Regions from separate parts of the Mus musculus genome. Here regions 2 and 3 are each linked to region 1. A link is a loop called in an ENCODE intact Hi-C map of the cell type or tissue named here. Cell type or tissue: heart. All regions are shown on one strand.

What was found. Hi-C counts contacts between places; a loop is a spot of excess contacts. Peaks named below come from ENCODE experiments on the same cell type or tissue, not always from the same donor. Only the 100,000 strongest peaks of a DNase experiment are listed, where the experiment ranks them.
Region 2: it touches region 1 in a loop (2.1-fold over the local background); 2 of 42 quality-filtered maps call a loop at or near these places.
Region 3: a loop joins it to region 1, with 1.9 times the contacts of the local background. A loop is called at or near these places in 3 of 42 quality-filtered maps.

The regions. Positions count from the first base shown.
Region 1 is chr8:95,804,427-95,812,426 of GRCm38, reverse strand. It overlaps Cnot1 (CCR4-NOT transcription complex, subunit 1), which reads left to right and starts at 4,982. Exons shown (of 49, transcript NM_001372353.1): 1 at 4,982-5,094. It overlaps 4930513N10Rik (RIKEN cDNA 4930513N10 gene), which reads right to left and starts at 5,597. Exons shown (of 4, transcript NR_015574.3): 1 at 3,247-5,597; 2 at 2,130-2,196. In heart, no CTCF peak of the experiment used is centred here; DNase peaks (open chromatin) are centred at 2,006, 4,366 and 4,846; H3K4me3 peaks cover 3,096 bases; H3K27ac peaks cover 5,147 bases.
Region 2 is chr8:95,628,997-95,636,996 of GRCm38, reverse strand. Gins3 (GINS complex subunit 3 (Psf3 homolog)) reads right to left here and starts at 3,438. Exons shown (of 3, transcript NM_030198.3): 1 at 3,214-3,438. The coding sequence starts at 3,399. In heart, no CTCF peak of the experiment used is centred here; a DNase peak (open chromatin) is centred at 3,496; H3K4me3 peaks cover 1,834 bases; H3K27ac peaks cover 1,290 bases; H3K27me3 peaks cover 681 bases.
Region 3 is chr8:95,884,325-95,892,324 of GRCm38, reverse strand. It overlaps Got2 (glutamatic-oxaloacetic transaminase 2, mitochondrial), which reads left to right and starts at 3,924. Exons shown (of 10, transcript NM_010325.3): 1 at 3,924-4,108. The coding sequence starts at 4,020. In heart, a CTCF peak has its summit at 3,862; DNase peaks (open chromatin) are centred at 3,914, 4,464 and 5,234; H3K4me3 peaks cover 2,386 bases; H3K27ac peaks cover 2,324 bases.

The sequences.
Region 1 (8,000 bases):
AAGGCAAGTCTTTCTGGGGAGCGAGGGTGACACTGTGGTGTGTGGGTGACATTGTGGTGTGTTCTAGTTTTCTTTATGTTGCTGTGATAAAATGCTTGGACCCAAAAGCAACTGAGGAAAAGATGTATCTAGCTGATACTTTAAGTCACAGTCATTATTGAGGGCACTCAAGGTAAGAATTCAAGCAGGAAACTGATGATAGCTTGCTCTTCCATGTAGCATTTCCTTTAAGCAAGGAACTCACAGCCAAAGAACTGTAGCAGGAACCATGGGGGATGCTGCTAGGTAGTTGGACCACAAGCTCATGGTTAGGTTTTCTTACATAGGCCAGGACCACCTGCACCAGGAATGATGCCACACAGTGACATGGGCCCTCCATCAACAATGAAGAAAACCTCCCACAGACATGTCTACAGGCCAATCTGATCTAGGCTGTGTCCAGTTGACAGGGTGGTGTGTCACAGCCTTTCATTCTTACAGTGGTTATCAGCTGGGATATGGGGTGCTCAAAGTGGGTAATCTCCCAAAAGCATTCCACACCAGGAAAGAAATGTCAAGAGGAGGAGGGCCCAGGATGATCAAAGAACAAGGAGGAATGCATTGTTCCTCCAGCTCTCTAAGGCTGAGCCCCTCCCAGCACCTACAGATGGATGAGAGGAACTGAACCCAGGACTCACGTCAATCCCTAGTCTACAGATAATTTTTTTCTAAAAGCTAAGCACATTTAAACACGTGTGGATCTCTCTGGAACTCCTCTTTCTTCCAGCTCTTGCTATCTTCCCCTTTCCAAGACTCACTTAGCTCTGTCTGTTGGCCCCTCATACCACAGAAACAGCTTTCTCCCAGGTCACTGTGACAGCCCACACACCTTGTCCATTCCCCCCCTTGCTTGACTGCTCACAAAGAAGGCAGCCCTCCAAATGCTCAGCTTCCAGATGCCCCTACCCTAAAGTTAGGCCGCTCCTCTCCCAGCTGGAGCCTAGAGTTCAGGGGCAGCTTTTTCTGGTTGTGGTTCATTTCTTTGCCACCTTCCCCAATGTGGCAGCTCCCTTAGCCAATGGTAATGCTGTCCCCAGTTTCCAAAGTCTCTTGGAGTTTCAGGTTAATGGGGACTATTGGGCATCTTTACTCGGAGGAATCATGTGTTCCTTCCACAGCCCCTGGGGTTTTAAAAGCGAGCCACACAAAACTTGTGCTTTAATTCTTTGTCATTGATCAGAATTGGATTTTGGCCAGGAGGTTAACTTCTTTACCTTTCCATTTATTGCTGGCACATGAGAAAGGGATATCAGGAGTTCACGGCCAGCCTCTGTTAAAAAGTAAGGCCGCCCTGGACTACATTAGACTGTATTTAAACAAACAAACAAACAAACAAACAAACAAACAACCAGGACCCAGTGCTCAGCAGGTAAGAGCACTTGCTGCTCCCAAGAGACCTGGGTAACAAGCACCCACACAGAGTAACTCCAGTTCTGGGTTGAGGTACCTGACACCTTCTTCTGGTACCCACAAGAGCTCTCTTCTGGCTCTTTGAGCACCAGGCATGCAATGGTACATATCCAAACACACAGGCACAACACTCACAATCATAAAATTAAGTCTTTAAAACATGAAAGAGTTCGGGGATTTTGCTCGGTGGTAGAGCATAGGACTAAGAAGCAAGGCAATGGATTCAGTCCTCAGCTCAACAAACAAACAAACAAACAACCTGGCAAACCAAAATTAAATTTAGCTTGTTATTGCTGGCATACAAAACAAGAGCTCTACTACAAGCCTCAGTTTTATGATCCAGAAAAAACAGTGACTAACTCAGCCCCTACCTCACTGGGACATAAAGTGTGGATGAGATTACATAGTATTTTTAGAACAAGTTGGCTGATTAAAAACAAAGACAGGGCCGTGTTGGAACTCAGTGCTACAGATCTTGGCTAGCAAGTATACCCTCTATCTCTGTGCCTAGATTCCGGGCACTTGAGAAGCTGAGGTAGAGCTGAGAATTTGAGTTCCACCCAGGCAACACAGCAGAGCTATGCAAGAAGCAAACAAAAGAACAAATAAATGGGCCAGGGCACTTGACTAGCACTAGAGGCTCTGTGCTGACTCCCCTCTGGGGAGGGGAAGTAACTCACCCAGCGTAACTCAGGAAGCTAGTGATATAGTCCAGGTAGGAAGTGGGTTTCTGGTTGTTTCAGAGGGCTTAAAAAAAAAAAAACCAACACAATATTGCAGTTACTTCTTTGAGAATACCATACATGTATTTAATGTATTTTTATCATATTTATCCCACCTCTTAGGCCCCTGCCCAGATGTTAGCCTGTGTGTGTCATTGTTGTCCCCTCTGTCTGTCTGTCTCTCCCCTCTACCACCTTTGAGATAGGGTCTCACTATGTAGCTCTGGATGTCCTGGAACCAGGCTGGTTGAACTCACAGAGATCTGACTGCTTCTGCTTAAATGTCTTAAATGTGAGTGCTGAGCTCAGGTCATGAGGTATGAGACACTCTGTCTGCCTGCTTTTTTCTTTCTTTTTTTTTTTTTTTGAGACCAATTTGATCTGCCTGCGTACTCACGGATGAGGGGGCATTCACTGGAGCACAGTGAACTTATAAAACTCTCTATATACGCCAGGAGCCATCAACTGTCAGCAGTTAAGAGCACTGACTGCTTTTCTAGGGGTCCTGAGTTCAAGTCCCAGCAACCACATGTTAGCTTACAACCATCTGTAATGGGATTGGGTGCACCTTTTCTGGTGTGTCTGAAGACAGCTACACTTCCATATACATAAAATAAATAAACCTTTTAAATTTTTAAGAAATTTTTTTTTTTTTTTTTTACTTTTAACACCAAGTTCTTCTGTTGTATTTTACTTTAGCCCCGGGATATTTTGTGAAAGTCGGACAGGGAGGGTGGGAAGAAGGCTGAGAATCAGCCAGGTGAGCTCGTCTGCTCGTTAGGACATCCTGTTCTTAAGGATGTTTGAAAGCAAACATTCGTAATTGCTGAGTTAGAAGGTGACCCTTCTAGATCCTTTATGAAGGTCTTCTCAGCCATTTTAGGAAAGACAAGAACCACCCAGCCTAGATACACAGTCAAAGGACTTTGACCTTTAGGGCATTGTGAAAATCCTGGCTCAGTTTTTATGGCTGTCAGATTTTAGTAGTGATGTATAACCTCCGAGGAGAGATGGGCAGTGAGCTTAAGAATCTCCTCTAGGAGGCCCCGTTTATATCAGCTTTATTTCAGCTTACCTTCAGTTTGGGGGCAATTGAAGCTTGAACTAAACTGGTTGTAGAATTACAGAATTGATCTTGGGTAGTTGACTTGTATGTCCCCCTCCCCCTTCTCCAGAACAGTCTCAGTTCATCTTTGTCTCTCTTCTTCTTTAACAACAAAAGAAAACAAAACCCACAAAACGAAACAACCCCCATATTGCTAAATTGCACAAATAAAACATTGATAAAAAAAGTTCAAGATGGGGGCTGGAGAGGAGCTGTTTTTGCAGAGGTGCAGGGGTGGGTTTCCAGCACTCATAGAGCAGCTTACAACTTTACTGCTGAGACTCTCATCTCAGTCCCGGGGCATCCAATGCCTTCCTGGGTACCAGGTCCACACTCTCTAGGTGAACATATATATAGGCAAGCACTCAGACACTTTTTTTTTTTCATCTAGGGGTTGGAAAGATGGCACAGAGATTACAAGAGCTGGCTGCTTTTCCAGAGGACCCACCCAGTGGCTCACAACCGTTCACTTCCAGAGGGACGGGCATCCTCTTCTGACCTCTGAGGACATTGTACATGCATGGTGCATAGATTTACATGCAAGCAAACGCCTGTACACGTAAAATAAGTAATAAAAGTCTTTAACACATCTCTTTAAAGTTCAAATAGTACTGGTATGAGAGGTTACGTCTATTATCATCTCAGTATTTTGGAAGATTGCAAGGAGCTCAAGGTCAATTTATGCTTCTTAGTATGTTTCAGGCCAGCCTGGACTACAGTTGGGTTAACTGAAAGAGACCTTGTTTCAAAACTCAAACAAAAAGTCTAAAAGATAGGAGGACACAGTGGATAACGTAGCCTTTTATCCAAGAAGCAAAAGGCATTGGCATCCTTGAGAATAGCCAAGAGCAGGAGGAGAACTTCTGTTTCTATATCTCTGCAAAGCGTCCCTGCTTCAAAAGACAAATGGAAAACAAACTTTAAAAGAGCCAGGATTAGGTGGGCATCTGGGAGACTACATTCTCCAGCATGCATTGCTGCTCTAGGGCGCAGACAGTGATGGAAGAGACCACGTTACTTTTGCGACAGGAATAGGCGGGGCGTGCGACTACATAACCCAGGATGCAAAGGACCTCAACTTTGCCCCGCGTCTGACGCCTTCTGATGACTGGTGCTCCTTGCTAAAGAGATCCGAGGGGTGGACAATGCTTCCGCTGGGAACCCGCACAGCCTCTCGGACCGTGACATTTCGAAAGACGAAGGAAAGTAGACGAGCATCACCCTGTCTCTAAGTTAGAGTAGTTTGTGCGCAGGGTGGCAATGCATTAACGAGCTCCCTTCCGTATTTTTTTGTTTCCCGGAGGCAATGACCAGCCAGTCCCCATAGGTCGAACACCTCGAAGGCTTATGTCTTCGAGTCCCAAATCGAAGTTCCCAACGTCTAACCATTGGCTTACACCCGGGTGCGCAGGCGCCCAGACTCGGACCCAGTCCCAGGGCTGATGAGCGGCAATTGGCCTGAGCCCCGCAAACTAGGAGTCTGGATTGGTGGTTGCTAGCAGGAGCCTGGTTTCTTCCTCGACTTCTGCGAGTGATTAGTGTGTGATTGGTTTAAATCCGCGGGTACCCATCGGCGATTGGACCGCCGTTGCGGTCAGCGCGCGGCCATTGGCTGGGCGCTAGGGCCATCCCTCCGCCAAAGCGGGCAGCGAATGGTGAAATGGGAACTGGGAGGGGAAAGGCCGCGACGTGAGCGCGCGACCTCGGGCGCCATTTTGTCGAGAAAACAAGCGGAGTTAACCGAAGAGGGGGGTCGAGGAGAGCCGGAGTCGAGGACCCAGGAGTTTCCTGTGTCCAGCGCTGCGGGAGCCGACTGAGGTGAGGCGGGCTGGGGCTGCGGTTGGAGGTGGCGGAGGCTGGGAGTGTCAAGCTCGGGACGCGGGTCCGGGTGGGAGCGGTACCGGGGGTGGGGTGGACTGGGGACCCTGGAAGCCTTTTCCCGGGGCGTCGGGACTCGGGCAGGCGAGCCGGAGACGTGGAGCCAAGGCGGGAGGGGACGGACTCGGCCCGCTCGCGGCGGCTTTGCTCTCTTGGAGAAGGGAGACCGGGGGCTCACGTTCCTGGATTCGGAGCGCCCGGGCGCGGGTGAGCAGCTCCGGAGCGGCTCGGCCTGGAGGCCTTGCCTGGAGGCTTCGAGGATGGCGGCGGCGGAGGTGGCAGTTCGGATCCCAGGGCCTCGGCTCGCCGCGCGCGCAGGGCTGCAGCCTCCTCGGAGCGCACGAGCTCCTCAACTGTCCCTTTCCTCCCGGGCTCCCGGATGGGGGGCTATGGGCGCGGGCGCCCGCGGCCTACCTAGGTTCCTCGCTGGGCGGGCGGGCCAGGGGGCGGGTTTGGAGTTGCTGCCGATTCGTAGCGCTTTCCGGGGACTCCCTCCCCTCCTGCGCCCCCCAGCACGTTGTCAAGCCCCTCGCTTTTGGCTGCTTGGCGGTGGGAGGGGCGGGCGGGCGGGAGTGAGCACTTCCGTGTTACCCTTCTCGCTACAGGTTTTTTGTTCCACTCGCGCGCCCCGGCGCTCGCACTTTCTAACAAGTCGATAGCCCCCCAACTTAAGTCACCTAGGTCCCTGTGCGGTTGGTAGTGTTGGTTCTGCCTGTCCCAACGCCCCCAACCCTCCAACCGGCAACTACCGGCAGATGCCCACCAGTGAGCAGAATGCTTGTGGGTCTTGATTTGGTGCAGATCTTGGAGAGATCTTAGGTTAAGCCTAAGGCTAATAAGCAAACACATTTGGCCATGCCACCAGGTCCGGGAGGGAGCTCACCCACCTGTGCTCACAGACATTACTTGCAGGAGGAGTGCTTTGTAGGTTTTGAAAAGAAGTGCTTTTCAAAGTGTTGTATGGAAAATTAAGCTTCATGAGAGGTAAACGTTCCCCAGAAGTCACCTCGACAAATATTACAGTCCCACCTTCCGTGGACATTTAATCCAGGCAGGCCTTGTATCAGTGAGCTCTAGCCCCAGATGTCGAGTTTCTTTGGGGCCTATATACTTCTTTTTCCTCTCTATTCAAAACCGAGTAACAGTACTTGAGTTTTCCGGTTTTGTTGCAGTTCGGTCCCTTGTGATTACAATGGAGAGGGGGGGGAACCCAACAACAATCAGCCAATAATTGAGTGGGTGTACTGCTTATTAGAGAAAATACCAGCATTTCCCTCCTGACCTCTCTTTGGAAAAGTAGTATACATGTGTGAAAATGGTGGAGGTAGAAATGGGACCTGTTTTCAGTGCTGTGTGAGGACATTACAGATGGTTGTCCCATGGCAGGAAGACCTGATGATAGCAAGCAGGGCCTTGGCCTGAATGGCAGGCAGGATGTTAGTAAAGGTTCTTTTTGCAGGCAGAGGGTCTGACTTGGGAATTTGGTTCTTTTTCACCTGGTCCTGGCTGTTTGTTTAGTGGAAGCAAGTCTAGAATCGAGGCACACACATACACACACACAAATCTGACCTTTAGCCGGGTGTGGTGACACTGGCTGCTTGTAATCCCAGCAGTACAGAATGGGGCATGAAGCTCATTGTGATTTCTTTACAGCCTGGGCTACATGTGAAAGCCTTGTCTCAGCAACAAAAACAGTGGGAAAAAACAAAGGCTGAGTGGGGAGGATCCTAGTCACTAATACCTGAAAGTATTTTTTTAAACCCAAGATTAAAATTTGTTGAATAACACACACACACACACACACACACACACACACACACGAGTGAGTGAGTTTAGCATTCTTGTGCCATAGCTCATGCGAGGAGAGGTCTAAGAATATGAGGAGTCAGTATTTTGACGCTTAGTGAAATGTAAAGGATGGATCTCAGGTCCTCATGCTTGTGTGACAAATGCTCTTACCTTTTGAGCCATCTTGAGGCCCTTAACAATTATAGTCTTAGAAGTTGGCTTTATATTCTTGGTGACTTTATTTTATTATTTGTGTGTGTGTTGTTCATATGTATGAGTACCGTGTGTTGAAGAGTTCAGCAGAGGGAGTTGGGTTCTGTGGAAGTGGGATTATGGTTGGGTTGGCTTGTAGTTAGGGTAGCCTCAAGTTCAGAGTCCTGTCTCAGATCACTAAGTGACAGTAGGGCAGTGTTAGATTGTAGATACTTATAGACTCTTCACCACATAACCCTGTTCTGTCTCTTTAAAGCACATTTATCGTGTGTGAGTGGATTTATGTTGGTATGGTGAGTACATCCCACAGTACTCATCAAGGGTAGAGGACAACTTTGAAGAGTGGGTTCTCTCCTACTGTTTTGGTCCCAAGCATAGACCGCAGGCAGTCAGACTCGGTGGCAGGTGCCTCTACCTACTAGTGCACTGCACTTGTCCCCATTTGATGCTTCTTGAATTAACCAAAATAGTATTTGCCCTTTTGAAATGGCGTGTTTGCTGACACACACACACACTCTGTATGTGTTGTTGGGGCTGAACACAAGACCTTAACATTTGAGGCAAATGCTCTCTACCCCTGAGCTGTGTGTTTTGCTCCTTGTTGGCACTCTCCCCACCCCAAGTACTCATTGTGAAGCACAAGCTAATCTTGGACTTGTCCTGCTGCCCCGCTTCCCAAATGTGGCCATCACTTTTTTTTTTTTAAAGATTTTATTTTATTTATGATATGTAAGTACACTGTAGCTGTCTTCAGCTGCACCAGAAGAGGGCATCAGATCTCATTACAGGTAGTTGTGAACCACCATGTGGTTGCTGGGATTTGAACTCAGGACCTTTGGAAGAGC
Region 2 (8,000 bases), 180 kb after region 1:
GAGTCAGATCTCGTTACGGATGGTTGTGAGCCACCATGTGGTTGCTGGGATTTGAACTCCTGACCTTCGGAAGAGCAGTCGGGTGCTCTTACCCGCTGAGCCATCTCACCAGCCCCAATTTACTTTTTCTTAAGTGGTCTGTTACTCAGCAGCACACCAGAACTCCTTAACTCTCACTACAAGGTAATACCTGCTAACCAAGTTCCTGCCCCACTTTCCCAGCCTCTACCATCACTATCTTACTCTCAAGTTCCATGAGTTCAGCCTGGGCCGAGGATTTACGTTATGATCTAATAAAGACAGAAAATAAATCATAACAACAATCAGCTAAAACATGAGTTCTCTAAAGTAAATGAGTATCAATAATTTTTTTACTTTCCTTGAATATTTTCCATCTATGGTAGATAAGCTCTTGCTGGGTGTCTACTAAGCACTAAGTACCAGTCTGGATGCTAGTAGAATAGAATAAAATGAAATTAGTCTGAAGTCAGGTAGTGGTCTCTTTCCCCACCCACCTCATGGCTTTGGAGATGGCAGAAAGGGTCAATGTCTATGTTCTCAAAGCCTTAAAAGAAATGCACAACATGACAAGATGAGATGGCATGATGGATCAGAAATCTATAAAATCTATAAAAAGGTACAAAAGGGGACATGGAAGATGGCTCAGCACATCCTGCTCTTACAGAGATGGAGAGTTCAATTTCTAGCATCCACATCGGGCAGCTCACAGTTGCCTCTAACTACAGCTCCAGGGGGATGTGACTCCTCTGGCCTCTATAGGCATCTGCACCGATGTACATACATCTATACAGACACACACTGATACATCCAATTAGAATAAATATTTTCATATACAAAAACAACTGGATTAAAGGAAGCCATGGAAATTTTTCATCTCAAAGGGAGAACTATTGTAGAGGGAGGGGCAACTTTTAGGGGTAGAGAGGTAGAGCAGTCCACAAACATCCCAGGGCTGGAAATAAACAGCCCAAGGTTGCCAGGAGGCCAGGACTTGAGTGGCCAAGGTATTAGAAGGTAGGAAGCCAGGTACTTAAAACTAAGTAGCAGAGTAATTAGGCACTGACTTTAATGTAAACTAAAAATAGCAAATGGAAAATTGCAGAACTAAACAATAAGACAACTTAGGAAACAGGTGATGGTGGAACTTACAGTTCCCTGCCTCAGCCTCTAAAGTAGCCGGTATTACACAACTGGAGCACACGGCCCAGCTCACTCTGCCTATAAAGAAAGACTAAGGCAGGTGCAGGGGCATATAATGTGGCAGGAGAACAGAGTTCAAGGCACATATCAAAATCAACATAAGAAACAAAGTATGAAGTCTTATATCGATGAGTGAAATTAGATGTCATAAAAAAAATCTTCAAACCTAATTCTGTGCTGCAGAGGAATTCCAAATACTTTGTGTAGACACTATCTCTCAAACTGGAGCAAGACAGCCTGCTCCTTCAGAGTGGCTATATATAATAACTTCCAAGGAGTATGGCAAACATAACAAACACTACCTCAGCCTGGTGATCAGAATCTACCACAGAGTCGACAACACTAAGTTGGTGTGATGCAGTAAAAATGGAACCTGACCCCTGTGATCTCTCCCAAACCAATAAACCAGTTTGATCATGAGTAAAATATCAAGCAAACCTTATCTGTTATCATAGCCAGAAAACTGTCATTAGATACAACCACAACAAAAAAGCCTGACGATAGCTAAGAAGAACCCAGAGAAATATAATAGCTAAAAATTATTCTTTAATTCTTTTTTTTTTAAAGATGCTAGACTAGAATATTAGGTAAATTAAGAAAATAAGACCCAGCCGGGCGTGGTGGCGCACACCTTTAATCCCAGCAGAGGCAGAGGGAGGCAGAGGCAGGCGGATTTCTGAGTTCAAGGCCAACCTGGTCTACAAAGTGAGTTCCAGGACAGCCAGGACTATACAGAGAAACCCTGTCTCGAAAAACCAAAAAAAGAAAAAAGAAAGAAAAAGAAAAGGAAAAAAGAAAAAGAAAAAAAGACCCAAACTCGGCAGGATATCTTGTTCAGTAGAGTGTAAGAGCTCAACTAAATCCTAGCCATACAGTGGTGACACACACCTTTAATCCCAGCATCAGGGAGGCAGAGGCAAAAGGATTGCTGAGTCTGAGGCCAGCTTGGTATACAGAGCCAGTTTATGTCAGCCAAGGCTACACAGAGAAACTCTGTCTCAAAAACATTAAAAAAACAAAAACAAAAGACTCCTAAATCTTTCTCTATGACAATGGGGAGCCAATAAGTTGACATTTGGGGTAGAACTCTGTGGTAGCATGCTTGCCTGGCATGTGAAACGCTCCAGGATTCACCCCCAGTCCTGGAATATTCTTCAAAAACATGGCGGTCGACTCTGAAGAGTCGACTTACAAAGGACTGTGAGGTTGAGAAGCAGCCCAGGGAGCAAAAATGAGCCTTTCTGTTGTTGAAAAAGTAAAAATGTGGTGTTTTACTTTGAGAAAAAGTACCTAGAAATAGACAGAGACAAAATTGATACCCTTCCAAACAAAACTTAAAGGACCTAACGGGAAATGAAAGTAACCATTGCAAGTTACGCTCTTGGGACAAACTCGTACTTGAAGCCATAGAGTCCAAGGTTCGAATCCCAGTTCACCATTTACTGGAGGACCCTGGCTTTGTTAACCCAGCTTTTGTTAGGTTTATGGGAGGGCAAAAGGCTTAATACGGGAAGCTGCAGTTGCCATTTTTCAGTGCGACACTGAAAATTGTTATGAGCAACCTTTTACCGAGGACTGCCTTGGTTAAGCCAGCACGGACTTACTGTGGAACCCTGGCTGAGGTACTCACTCTTTGTAGAATTGCCTAAGCGAGAAGATGACAATTTATCCCCCCATCACAGACTCCCATCCCCTGATGGACAGTCGGTCCTCGGAAACAGGCTGCAGACACTGTCATAATTGTGCCGAGTGCGCATGACAATCTGCAGTTCCCAGACTTCGAAACTTCAAATAAGTTTTATGGAAACCATGAATAGAACCAAGAGACCCTGAGATGATGGGCTGGAGCCAAAGCCAATGACTTTGGAAAGTTTGAAGACTAAGATCGGTGGCGGGAGAGTCCTCCGAGTGCTGTGCAGCTTCCCGGGACCCCCGAGGACTCCCACCGCCTCCAGATCTTGGAAACCTCTGCCCCGGCCGGGCTCGCCTCACCTGAGGGAGCGGATGGTCCGGCTCGGAGCCCGCGCCCCGCTCCAGGAAGAAGGCTCCCAGGCGCGGCATGGGCGTCTCGACCCGCACCGGCAGCTTCTCCTGCGACATCAGGATGTCGTCCAAAGACAGGAAGTTCTCCTCCGGCCCCAGAGCGCCCGACTCCACTGGGAAATACGCCTCGGACATGGCAGCTCGCAGCACAGTCAGGGATGAGGAGGGCGCGCCACCTCAGCGAACTAGGGCCGGCTTCAAACTCGCTTTCCCGCGCCGCACTCGCCAGACCCGAGCAGTCGATTTCGGCGAGCCTGCGGCCGCTCAGGCAAAAGCAATCAATAAGGTCACAGATTGGGTCCAGTGTCCCCGCCCAATGCGGAAGCCCTGGATGAGTCGGCCGGAAGTCCTCCTGCAGCTTGTAGACTAGGCTGGGGAAGGTATATGAAGCTTGAACATCATTGAAGGGACAGCATGTGTCTGTACTAACGGAACTGTGTTCATGCAGCCTTTAAATACACACATAGAATTTAAAAACATCTTTGGGGATTCAAGTAATATCATTTTACACTATGTATTCCAGCCCTCATTAATCCCGCTTTTATTGCATTTTCACTGGTAGGTTAATTATTGTCTTTGAAAACAACAGAAGAAACTAAAACGCAAGCACTAGTCCAAATGTTTAACTGTGTGCTAAGTTACAAATTATTTGTAGTATTTTGGCCGGGTGTAGGTTCAGGTGGGGTGGGAGTCTAGATGGAGTGGTAGATTTATATATGGCTGGAAGATCTGAAGTTCAGGGCCTTGCTCTACTGTCAACTGGCAAAGTCCTCGTGTGGTGATCAGTTTGGGTTCCTGAAAGAGGAAACTAGACCAGTTTCCTAGTCTTTTCACAGCCACTCTGCAAGCGGGAGCTCCTATATCAAATGCGATCACAGGTAGAGTACCTGAGAACAAAGGAAAGACCACGGTTGCTTGGTTGCTTGGTCCTAGATTTGGCGGTACATACATGAATACAGGTTGAGGCAGATTGTTGCGAGATTTGCTACCGAATTTACCTACTGTAGGAGGGCATTCCTGAGGTAGTGGTTTGTGAGCAACACAGGAAAGGGGGCGAGCATGCCTTTCATCTTTTGTATTCCTTTTTAGTTTTGAATGAAATAATTTGTTAATGTATTTACATAATTCACTACATTTAAGCAATAGCCTTCTAAATATGGACTAGAACTTTACATATGCTAAGCAATAGTCACTTGCTTTTTCTTGCCAAAAACACTTGTATCACATGAATGCTTGAAGTATTTACACCACTTTCTTTACTTTTTATTCCTCTTCTTTTAACAACCATTGCTCTAGTCAGTTTAAGACATTTTATTCCAGACAGCTACTTTAAAAAGTTGCAATAATGTCAAGCATGCTGGCACATGCCTAGAATCCCTGGACTGGGGAAGCCAAGGCAACAGGATCTCAGGGTCGAAACAAGACCAGGTTATAGGGCAAGGCCTTATCTCTAAAACAATTATGACTAATGTGCTTGTTGACAAGAGCGGGTCAGAAGCAGACCCAGGGTGTGAGCTAGGCATGTCCTGTAACTACTGGCAATTTTCTGCATGTACCCAGTTCTTATATACTGCTGCTACCCAATTCACAATGGTTCGACTCACAATCTTTTACTTTACAGTGTTAACAAAAGCTTATTCATATAACCATGCTGTAATTCTCAATACAGTGTTCAATAAATACCACGAGATGTTTCATGTTTTGTTATAAATTAGGCCTTGTGTTAGATGACTTTGCCCAACCATATGTTAATGTGTTGTAAGGCCATTTGAGGCACACTGGGCTAAGTGCTGATATTTTGTAGGATAAGAGATCAAATGGAAGAGATAAAGATCAAATGCCTGCATTCCATCCAGAAAGCTGAGAGTGGATCTTGTTAATGACCTGGTGACCTTTTTGCGGTCTGTGGAGGCAGACCTCACCCCTTTTGCTATAGAGGCAGACCTCCCCCAAATTCCCCAGGATGATTATCCCAGACTCTGCCCTCCTAGACCATTACCCATCCTGACAGAAGATGTCACATGTACATTATGACCTGCTGACCTCTATGATGTCTTGGTCAGAGACCACACTAGATTCTAGGCCTATCAGATATGAACCCCACCCTCGTGGTCACATGTACTTTGTAAAGGAGTTTCTATGTGGTCACACCTTAACCTTTATTGTGCACCAGGAATTGGACTGACTGGAAGCTTTTCCCAAACTGTACTATTTAAAATATGCTGGCAATGAACTGTCTGCATCAGACTCCCCGAGGTCTGGTCCAGGTTGATGGAGGTCAATCTGCACTGGGTTTTCATTCTTTTCTCTTTTTGTGGTTGGGTTCCCTGTCACCTAAAGGAACCCCCTCTGCATGGGATACATGTGCACACACGCACACGCACATGTCTACACACATACACACATGCATACTGCATGCAAACAATATAACACTGAAAAATTAAGTAAACATAACTGATAGTGATAATGTATACTTTTCTGCTGAGAGGGAGATATGACAATAATAGAGTTTAGGGTAGAAATATTAATTCAGGTAACTAAGAGCAATATGGGTCATTTGCTGCTGAGGACAGTAAGCTACTTTTGGGTAGAAATAATAAAAAGACTTAATGAGTTAACATGATAAAAAAAAAGGTATCACTTTTGTGCAGGGATCAGAATATTGGCTCTAAATAAAACACCATGTTAATACTAAAGGGATCCAGATGAAATCGGATGCTCTTGGTTTTTAACTTCTTGGCTGCTGCTGAAGCTCTTGACTACTTGTGTACTGTTCCCCCATTTAGCCTTTCCTCTTCTTAAGCTATGAAACAAGAGGCTGGAGAGGTGGCTCAGCAGTTAAAAGCACTGACTGCTCTTCTGAAGGTCCTGAGTTCAAATCCCAGCAACCGCATGGTGGATCACAACCATCTGTAATGGGATCTGATGCCCTCTTCTGGTGTGTCTGTAGACAGCGACAGTGTACTTGTATATATTGAGTAAATAAATAGATGAATAAATAAGTGCTATTAAACAAGTAAATAAACTAGAACAAGTGAAATGAGTGACAGTTTGAGTTTATGATACTAAAAACAGCCAATCCTTTGGCAGAGTGGCACATGGCTTATTGAGTATGTATCTCTCTATGGCTTACATCCGAAGAGCCAAGAATGCTTTTAAGCCAACTAATCGATAGACTAGAGCTGTGCTGAGAAGACTTTCCATCTACTTATAATACCCGCGTGGTACTCACTGTATTAGTGACACTGAATTTCAGAGCTGCCTTCTGACATGTGTCTGCTGGATCGCTGAAAATAGACTAGTGTTTCCTGTGGAATCATTTTAGAATTGCAGAATCTTAGGGAAGCAATACTTAAGATGACAGTGAACAGACAGGAGCTGCATTATCTGTCATGGCCTAAGTTTAGAAGCCACAGCCTTTAGATATGCAACATCACAAGCAATCCTGGTAAGTGTGTGTGTGTGTGTGTGTGTGTGTGTGTGTGTGTGTGTGTGGTGTGTGTGTGTGTGTGTGTGTGTGTGTGTGTGTGTGTGTGTGTGTGTGTGGTGTGTGTGTGTGTGTGTGTGTGTGTGGTGTGTGTGTGTGTGTGTGTGTGTGTGTGTGTGTGTGTGTGTGTGTGTGTGTGGTGTGTGTGTGTATGTGTGTGTGCACGTGTGTGTGTGTGGTGTGTGTGTTTGTGTGAGTGTGTGTGTGTGTGATGTGTGTGTGTGTGTGGTGTGTGTGTGTATGTGTGTGTGTGGTGTGTGAGTGTGTGTGTGTGTGTGTGGTGTGTGTGTGTGTGTGTGTGTGTGTGTGTCCCATGATGAGGATTGAACTCAGGATTTTATGCATGCTGGGCAAGAACTCTACCACTGAACCACATCCCTGGCCCTAAATCTGCTTTTTATTTGTGTTTTGTTTCTACTTTATCATCCTCATCCTCATCATCATCATCATCATCATCATCATTATTATTATTATTATTATTATTATTATTATTATTATTATTATTATTATTATTACTGAGACAGGTTTCTTTTTAGGTATCCAAAACTGAAGAACTCATCATCCTGCCTCAGGCTTCAGAGTGCTGGGATTAGAGATGCTCATTACCACAGCCAGCTCAGCTGGCTCCTTTGAATGCTAGAGCTTTCTAAATTCCTTGAGTGGGAAGTTGTAATACAGGTGACAAAAATCCAAACCTAGGGAGTGTGGAGGATCTGTGGGTCAGGAAAGAAGGAGAAATGCTCTGGGCTCCACCCTTAGAGTCTGGCAGGGTTTCCTTGCCCTGCCCCCTCCCCCATTCCCAGTCACTTGCCCATTCACAGAAGTTGCCCTTGCCTTCACAGAAGTTCTAGTATCTGATCACTCTCATCAAAACGACATGATTAGCTACATCATCGACACCCAAGAACTTCCAGTTTGAACCTCAAAAATAATGGCAAAGAATCTCCTAAAGCTTTAAATAAGTTTGTGAGGTTGGCAGGGGCCACGTTATAGCTATCATCATGGCTACCTGTGGGCTTCAAGCTGCAGGTTAAACATCTTCACAAACCTAGTCCAAAGCGTCCATTAGTTCTTGTCATGGTTTGACTATGCTTGGCCTAGGGAATGGCACCATTTGGAGGTGTGGCCCTGTTGAAGTAGGTGTGTCACTGTGGGTGCGGGCTTTAAGACCCTCACCCTAGCTGCCTGGAAATCAGTCTTCCACTAGCAGCCTTCAGATGAAGATGAAGATGTAGAACTCTCAGCTCCT
Region 3 (8,000 bases), 80 kb before region 1:
TTAGAGAAAAGGATTTATTGCTAGAGCTCCTTTCTCTGGAGTCGTCAACCAGTAGTCTCCCAGGTGAGAGGTTCAGAGCTTGTTAACTTTTTGAACCAGAAAGAAAAGAAAGAAGTCACTTACACAGACCACACACACACACACACTCACCCACACACTCACACACACTCACTCACACACACACACACACTCGGGGTGAAGTGGAAAACAGCTGCACTACCTTTCTTTATTGCTAGCAGTCTTTTTATAGCTTTTTAGACCCCCCAAAAAAATTCTCTATGTAAAAAATAATTACCTCACAGATAAAATGTTATATAAAAGGGGAGTTATAGAAAAGTATTTGCCACAGACCACCCCAGCAGGTATGGGGATCCCTGAAATGAGGGTCCTCGAAGCTAGGTGGGCAAGGATTCAGCCATGACAAACAGAAACAAACACAGAGGCAGTTTGAATCTGAGCGTATTTTGCAGCTCTCAAGCAGGGGATTTTATACATTAAAAAAAAAAGCAAACATTACAACTCTCAGAAACTGTATCTAGCAAAAAAAAAAAAATCACAAACACCAATAAAAATCATTTGGCTCAGTAAAGCACAAAAATCATCCAAGCATTATAACTCTGAAACTATGTACTCAGTGAATCACAAACAAAACAGGTAACATCATTATTAATATAAATCACCAAAATATAACAATTCTAAAAGGATATATTCAGTGGGGGCTGTCGCCCAAGGCTTGTGGTTTATTTCCAAGAGCAGGTTAATAAATCTTTATGGTCAGTGCTCTTAACTGCTGACCTAACTCTTCAGCCCCTTATGGTCAATTATTATTTAACATCTAATGTGTGATTTTTTTTTTATAAATCTTCAACACATAAATTTGAACTATTTTAATTCTAATTAAGGCTTTCTTTACCATATACCAAAACCCACCTCCAATGACACACATGTAACCATATGAAATTTTATTGTTGGGAAAGTTTTTACCTATCATAATAGTTCTGTAAATTGGGGAGTGGGGGGGAGGGTATGGGGGACTTTTGGGATAGCATTGGAAACGTAAATGAAGAAAATACCTAATAAAAAATAGTTCTGTAAATGATTTAAAAAGTAAACCATTGGTTTCCCCGGGGATAAGGTCATATTAGTGACTCCATCTCAAGGGATGGTTTCTTACCCATTATTCTCACTTAAGATCTTGGCCTAGGCTACCAGGAACATGTAAGAAAAGGAATTAAGAGAAAACAAAACAGATTGCCATGAAAACTATGGCTCAATATTTTTTTCTCCAGTGAAGAGTTCCACAACCAGTTCCAGGAGGCCTCAGTCGCCTCAGTCGCCTCAGTTTGTGGAACTTGTTGCACAGATCCTACTGGAGGTGGTGTGACAAGTATCTACAACAAGCTCAAAGCAGCTTCATACTGTAAGCTCATTATAAGTTCAAAGCAACAGTTTTTACATGGCCTTGCCTCATCACAGCACACACCTGTGGCTTCATCCTTGGCGCAGAATATTTTTCCTTGAACACGGATTTGTCCCAAGCCTACATCTCTTTTTAGTGTATGAAAGCTCACTGTATTTCTTAGTATGCAGCCTTTACTTATGAGTGGGCACATTCTATTCTCGATTCTAACTTTATTACATCTTTCTAACAAAACAACTAAAACCATCTTACAACTTTCTTCCTAAAATTACTTTAATCAAGTCAGGAATTCTGTGAAATCACTAATACATCTAAGCAGCATTAACTCATGAAAGCTCATCTTTATGTTGATCTGCAAGAAATCTGCTCAATAGGGTGGAGTAACACCCAGGAATCCTTAGGCTATGCAATAAGTGACAGGAAAGGCAAATCAGCTGCAAGAAACAATCCTGGGCCTGGCTTACAGGTTCTGAGGTTCAGTCCATTATCATGGTGGGAGCATAGCAGCATCCAGGTAGACACGGTGCTGGAGGAGCTGAGAGTTCTACATCCTGTTCTGAAGGCAGAGGAAGAGACTGTTCTACAGGCAGCTAGGAGGAGGGTCTCAAAGCCCACCCCACAGTGACACACTTCCTTCAACAAGGCCACATCTCCTAATAGTGCCTTTTCCTGGTCCAAGCATATTCAAACCACAACACATACAATAGTGCAGGAATCCAAAGTCATTGCCAATAGGAATCTAGCCCAAGATTTACTTGCTGGGTGGTGGTAGCACATGCCTTTAATCCCAGCATTTGGGAGGCAGAGGCAGGCAGATTTCTGAGTTTGAGGCCAGTCTGGTCTACAAAGTGAGTTCCAGGACAGCCAGGGCTCTACAGAGAAACCCTGTCTTGAAAAACCAAAAAAAAAAAGAAGAAGAAGAAGAAGAAAAAAGAATCTAGCCTAAAAGCTGGAGAGATGGCTCAGTGGTTAAGAGCACTGTCTGCTCTTCCAGAGGTCATGAGTTCAATTCCCAGCAACCACATGGTGGCTCACAACCATCTGTAATTGGATCTGATGCCCTCTTCTGGTGTGTCAGCAACAGGATGCTCATACAACATTAAATAAATATCTATTTTTTTTTAATCTAGCCCAAGGTCAGGGAGACACATGTGCCAGAAGACAGTAAGTTAGGGTAGACCAGAATGTGATTCCATGTAGGGATCTGGACTTCATGCAACAGCCCTGGAAGAAATGAAGATATCCTAAAGAGGCACTGTGTCTATCAATTTGACTACTGAAACAATGGAACCCAAAGAAATGGCAATATCTCTAGGAATCTCATACTGAAATAAGAAAAGGCCCCAGCCAGAGAGGCAACCTTTCTCCCAGAGAGTCTATACAGTTCTAGCAACTTATCAGATCCATCACCTTATAGGATGGGTTAATGGCAGGCAGGAACACAAGCTGACTGGGAATCTGTTTACGTTGGAATCTCTCATTTGAACCCCGAAGGAAAACTGGATCTTTCTGTCCAACTTCCTAGTGTGGCCACATTGAGTAAAAAAAAAAAAAAAAAATTTCGAGACAGGGTTTCTCTGTGTAGACCAGGCTGGCCTCGAACTCTGAAATCCACCTACCTCTGCCTCCCAAGTGCTGGGATTAAAGGCATGCACCACCACCACCCAGCAAGTAAATCTTTTTCTGCTTTTCACTATTTTACTTTGTTTGAGGACCAGTGACCTGGGCCTGGTTTGCAGCACATGCTGTGGCCCCCAGATTTGATAACAATCACACAGACAACTGAAGTGGCCGGAGAAATTAGACTGGCAATCTATACAGATTTCTGCAAGGCATCCCTGGGAAATAATGGCCCATGTTCAGAGTGAATTCGGTCAACTTGTGGACTTGTCTCAAATTCATTCTCCCAGCCTTTAAAAGCTTATTCATTTCTTCCAAACATAATTATGAAGACTTGATGTGCAAAAGTTTGTCGTTGGTCCTGGGTAATTTTGTATTGACTAATCAGGCTTTTTTTTTTTTTTTTTTTTTTTTTTTTTTTTTTTTTTTAGGGCATAATCTGCTAATCTCACAAGTTAATACTCACAACTGCCCCACAAAATATGCCTGTTGTCCTCTAACAGGGACATGAAAGCATTCTGAACCTTGAGAGACTTGCACTTGGGGAAACTAGTGGGTTGAAAGGAAAACCACACTGGAGCATTAGGAAAAAAAAAAAATACTTCCTCGGGTCAGTTTACATTTTTTTCCTTCTTTCAAACTGGCACGCTAGGCAGCTGCCTCTAGCGTAGCGGATGATTAACTGGAAGCAGAGCGCTGAGCACTGTGGACTGCGCATCCTCACATACAAGCTTCACAGGATTTATAGGCAGCGATTAGCAGTGCCCTTGCGAGTTTCCATGACCTCCGTGGAGGCGTCGTCGTTCTACCCCCGACCGCAAGGGGCCGCTGCGACATGATTCGCTCCAGGCGCAGGGCCGCTCTAGCCACGCCCAGGGAAGTCACTGTCCTCACCTTTTAGGAGCCCGCGCCTCGGTTCCAGCGGACGCTTCCCCAGATCTCGGCTCTACCACCATCCACTGCCGTCTTACCGCCCACCATGGCCCTCCTGCACTCCAGCCGCATCCTCTCCGGGATGGCTGCTGCCTTTCACCCAGGCCTAGCTGCTGCAGCCTCTGCCAGAGCCAGGTGAGCCGAGGGATACAGAGATGCAGCGGCACCGCGGGCCTGCCCCTGCCCAGCCGAACTGTGGACCCTGTGAAACCTGCACCCCACCCCGCGATCGGACACACGTGCGCACCTCGTGTGTCCCCAAGGGTTGACTGTCCCGAGTCTTAGAGTCCAGTGTCTGCGCCCCGGGGTGACCCCAGGACCCCTCATCCCTCCCCTGTATCTCCGGACAGAGGGCCAGCGTAGCCCCCGAGGTGGGAATTGTGGTTCTCGACTGCACCCAGAATCCCATTCTAGCGGGTGATGGGGGGTCCCAGATGTGGACTCAGCACAGTGGGGTGCGGGGCAAGGGGTGAGCACGTGGGCGGTGGCGCTGGGCCATCCTCTAGCCGATTGGCTATGGTGCCGGAGCTGCCTGTCGCTGATTGGCTGTGGTGCAGGGGGGCGCGCATGTCCTTGACCAGCTGCCCTGCGGGACAACAGGTCCAGCTGTCGGGGTCCAGAGGGTTAAATCTGCCAGTGCTGTGTAGAAGCAGCGTGCGTGACGGGGGGAAATGTGACCACATGCAAGGAGGTTCTGGGGGCGTCCAGATCCGGTGTGCATCCATGACCTTGGCGTAGTGCATCCTTCAGTGTCACCACAGTAGTGCCTGATGATCCCCTATCCCCTGACAGACCAGCCTGGCCTTTGGATGGAAAAGGGTTGAAGTGTAATGTACTTTCTTTGTTTTAAACCCTTGGGAGATTCTGTTGACTGGAAGCCATCAATCTTTCCCTGCATTTCAGTCGGCTCTTTGCTCCTTAAAATATTTCGTAACCCAGTTTCTCCGAGCCAGGCACTGGACCAGTTGCTGGTGATGCAGCTGTGAGCAAGACAAGAGGACTGACTTCCTTTTTTAAAAAAAGACAAATGAGTCATCTTAAACTAAGGTGTACTGAAAGTGCCAGGCCTAAACGGGAACTAGTAACTCCTGATTCTTCCTTGGGCCTCAGAAGAGCAGATTTGAGACAGTCTCCTGGAGTACGGCAGACACCTCCCCGGGGCACATACTAACTGGGAGCGAAGCCTACGTAACTTTTTATGCTTGCCTTCTTCCCTTTGAATGTGTTCAAGCATCTTCAAGGTAGTAGAACAGTCTGTCCTTCCCAGAGCCCGTTTTTTTGGCTCCATGCCAATGGGTGCCCTTTTACGCCTACCCACCTGAAGGGGAGGAGAAACGGGGGAGAGTTATTTATGCTGCAATTTGGAGAACAAAAATGAGGTACTTGTATGGGTAGGAGGAAAATCAGTTTTCCCGTTATTTTAACCTTGAAATATCCCTGTTTGTAATGTATATCTATATACCCGAAATACCTGACCTTCACTTAAACTGCTTGGCCCGGTTTCCCCTTGGATGTGACTGCTTAGTGATTTCAGTCTGAGAGCCTGACTGCTGTTTCTTTTCTGTCATTTCCCAGTTAGAATTTAAGGTAAGGGATAGCAGAGACCTTGGCAACTTAGTTCTGAGTTGTATCTAAACGCTTGCTTGCTTCTGTGTCGGGGTTACGTAGCCCTGGCTAGTCTGAAACTTACTATGTACACCAGGCCTGCCTGGGACACAGCTGCAGTCATTTTACCTGTAGCTTTCTAATGTTACTACAGCTTCCTTCTCCCTTCCCCCAGGGATAGAACCCAGGGCCTCAGTGCATACCAGGCAAGCACTGTGCCAGAGATACAGGCCTGGCCCGTGAAATGCCTTTCACTTTGTATATTTTTATTTCAAGCCCTCATTTTATAAACAAATACAGCATTTTTTTTTTTCATTTTTAGATCAAAATCTACACATGGTCCTGGAAACCAAAAATTTAGGGGCATGAGACAGGGGAATTGCTTTGAGTTAAAGTCCATTCTCCTAAGCTACAAAAAAAAAAAAAAAAGTTCCAGGCCAGCCTGTGCTAGAGTGGGACTGTAAATAAGAAAACGTTTCAAAAGCTGCTTAAACCTCTGGGAATATGAGGCCTTTGTAATGCTTATCTGAATACTTTGTACCTAGCATCTTTTGGTTGAGTGGTCACCGTTGCTCAATGTTTGTGGCCCTGCAAGTCTCTGTCCAAAGGGCATTGTACGAATCATTTTGTAGGCCATGGGTTATCAGTTTACCCCCGGAGCACTCTGGTTTTCAACTAATGCTATGTCTTTACAAATAGCAGAGCTCTCCCAGGTCTATAATCTTCACAGTTTTAAGGCGTGGGATAATGAGGGACATAGAGAACCTGACATTTGATCAGTCATAGCTGATCAAAGGATTACTGTCCCTTTGCTTAGCATGCTTGACATGAATTTGGAAATTGTTTGGGGCATTTTGGGTTTTTTGTTTGTTTGTTTTACGAATTATGCAAGAATATTCATGGCTGAGGCTTCTAGAGAATTTATCTGCTACATATTTTATATATGTGTTGTTCACACAGTTAAACAGGAATGATAACTCCTGCCCTTTCGAGAGGCAGCTCTATCATTGTTTAAGGGCCTTTTTTTAAACATGAAAGTCGCCTTCTCTGGACGTTTGAATGCCCTTGACAGTCAAAGTATTCATTTCACTCCATGCTTAATGACAGTGATGTGGACAGGCAGGTGGCTGCATGGCTTCTGTCTGGGGATGAGAAACAACCAAAACCTATTTGAGTTGTTTCAAAGTATGTTTTTCTCCCTCACAGCTTACAATAACTGCTAACAGGAGGAAAGGGAAGACTTTTTTGTTGTTAGTTTGGTTGATTGGTTTGGTTTTGGTTTTGGTTTTGAAACCAGGGTTTCTCTGTGTAACCAAGCACTGGCTGTCCTGGAACTCGCTTTGTAGACCAGGCTGGCCTCACAGAGATCTGCCTATCTCTGCCTCCTGTGTAACTGGGATTAAAGGTGTGCTCTAACACTACATGGCTAAGGAATAATTTTTCATTCCTTGCCTCGAGCTAAGAATGGGAAAAGGTCACGTCACCTGAGAATGTAAAATAATAATAATTTTAAAGCCAGAAAGAGATGCATTTGGCCATAAGTTCCTATGGCCACATGCTGTTTGAAGGCTCCACATATTGGTCTTGCAGGGCTCTATCGCAGGGGCTGAATGGTGACAAGTGAAACTGTAGTAAATGACTTCAAGACTAATGCCAGTGCCCATCAGAAACACTGTGCCTGGCGCCTCTGACTGTGTTTTTATTAATGCCGACCCTCTGAGATAGATACCGTTACTGTTAAGCCACATCTAACAGATGAGGATTCCTGAGATTGGAGTCCCTTTCTCTTGCCTCTACTCACCCAGTTCATAAGTGGGTAAGCTACTTGAATCCCAGCAGTTTGGCCAGGACAAGCTATTAAAAGACACCACTGAAAAGAAGTAAAACCCTGGGAAATCCCAAGCCGGGGGTGGGGGGGATCTGCTCTTAAAAAGCAGAATTAGCAGCTCACCAAGCACAGGTTCCTTTGAGAGCCCCACCAGGTTGGGCGGAGCCTGCCACTAGTATCACTCGTGAGTGAGGCTGCCTAGGAGTACTAACTGGCTGCACTTTTCACGGGACATGGCTGGCTAGGAAATCCTAGTGAATAATTCACTGCGCCCTGCTGGAGCGTTTGGCAGAAGCTAGACAGATGAAAGAACTTGGACATTTCTCCTAAGTCACCCGGAGCCTGATTTCCGTACCTCCGGGTTTCTACTGCAGCAGCGTGCAGCGTGCAGCTCCCACCCCCCCACCCCCACCCCCGCCTTCATTCCTAAGCCTGTGTTACAGGCAGTTTTCCTCCTACCCCTCTCCTCCTTAGCATTCAGCTCATAGGGCCCCTCCTCCCGGAAGCCCCCACTCCCCACACACACAACTTTCCTTCAAGGACTTGGGTTTTCTTTCTGGGGGCTTCGCCAAAAACATTCTCAGTTCCCTATCC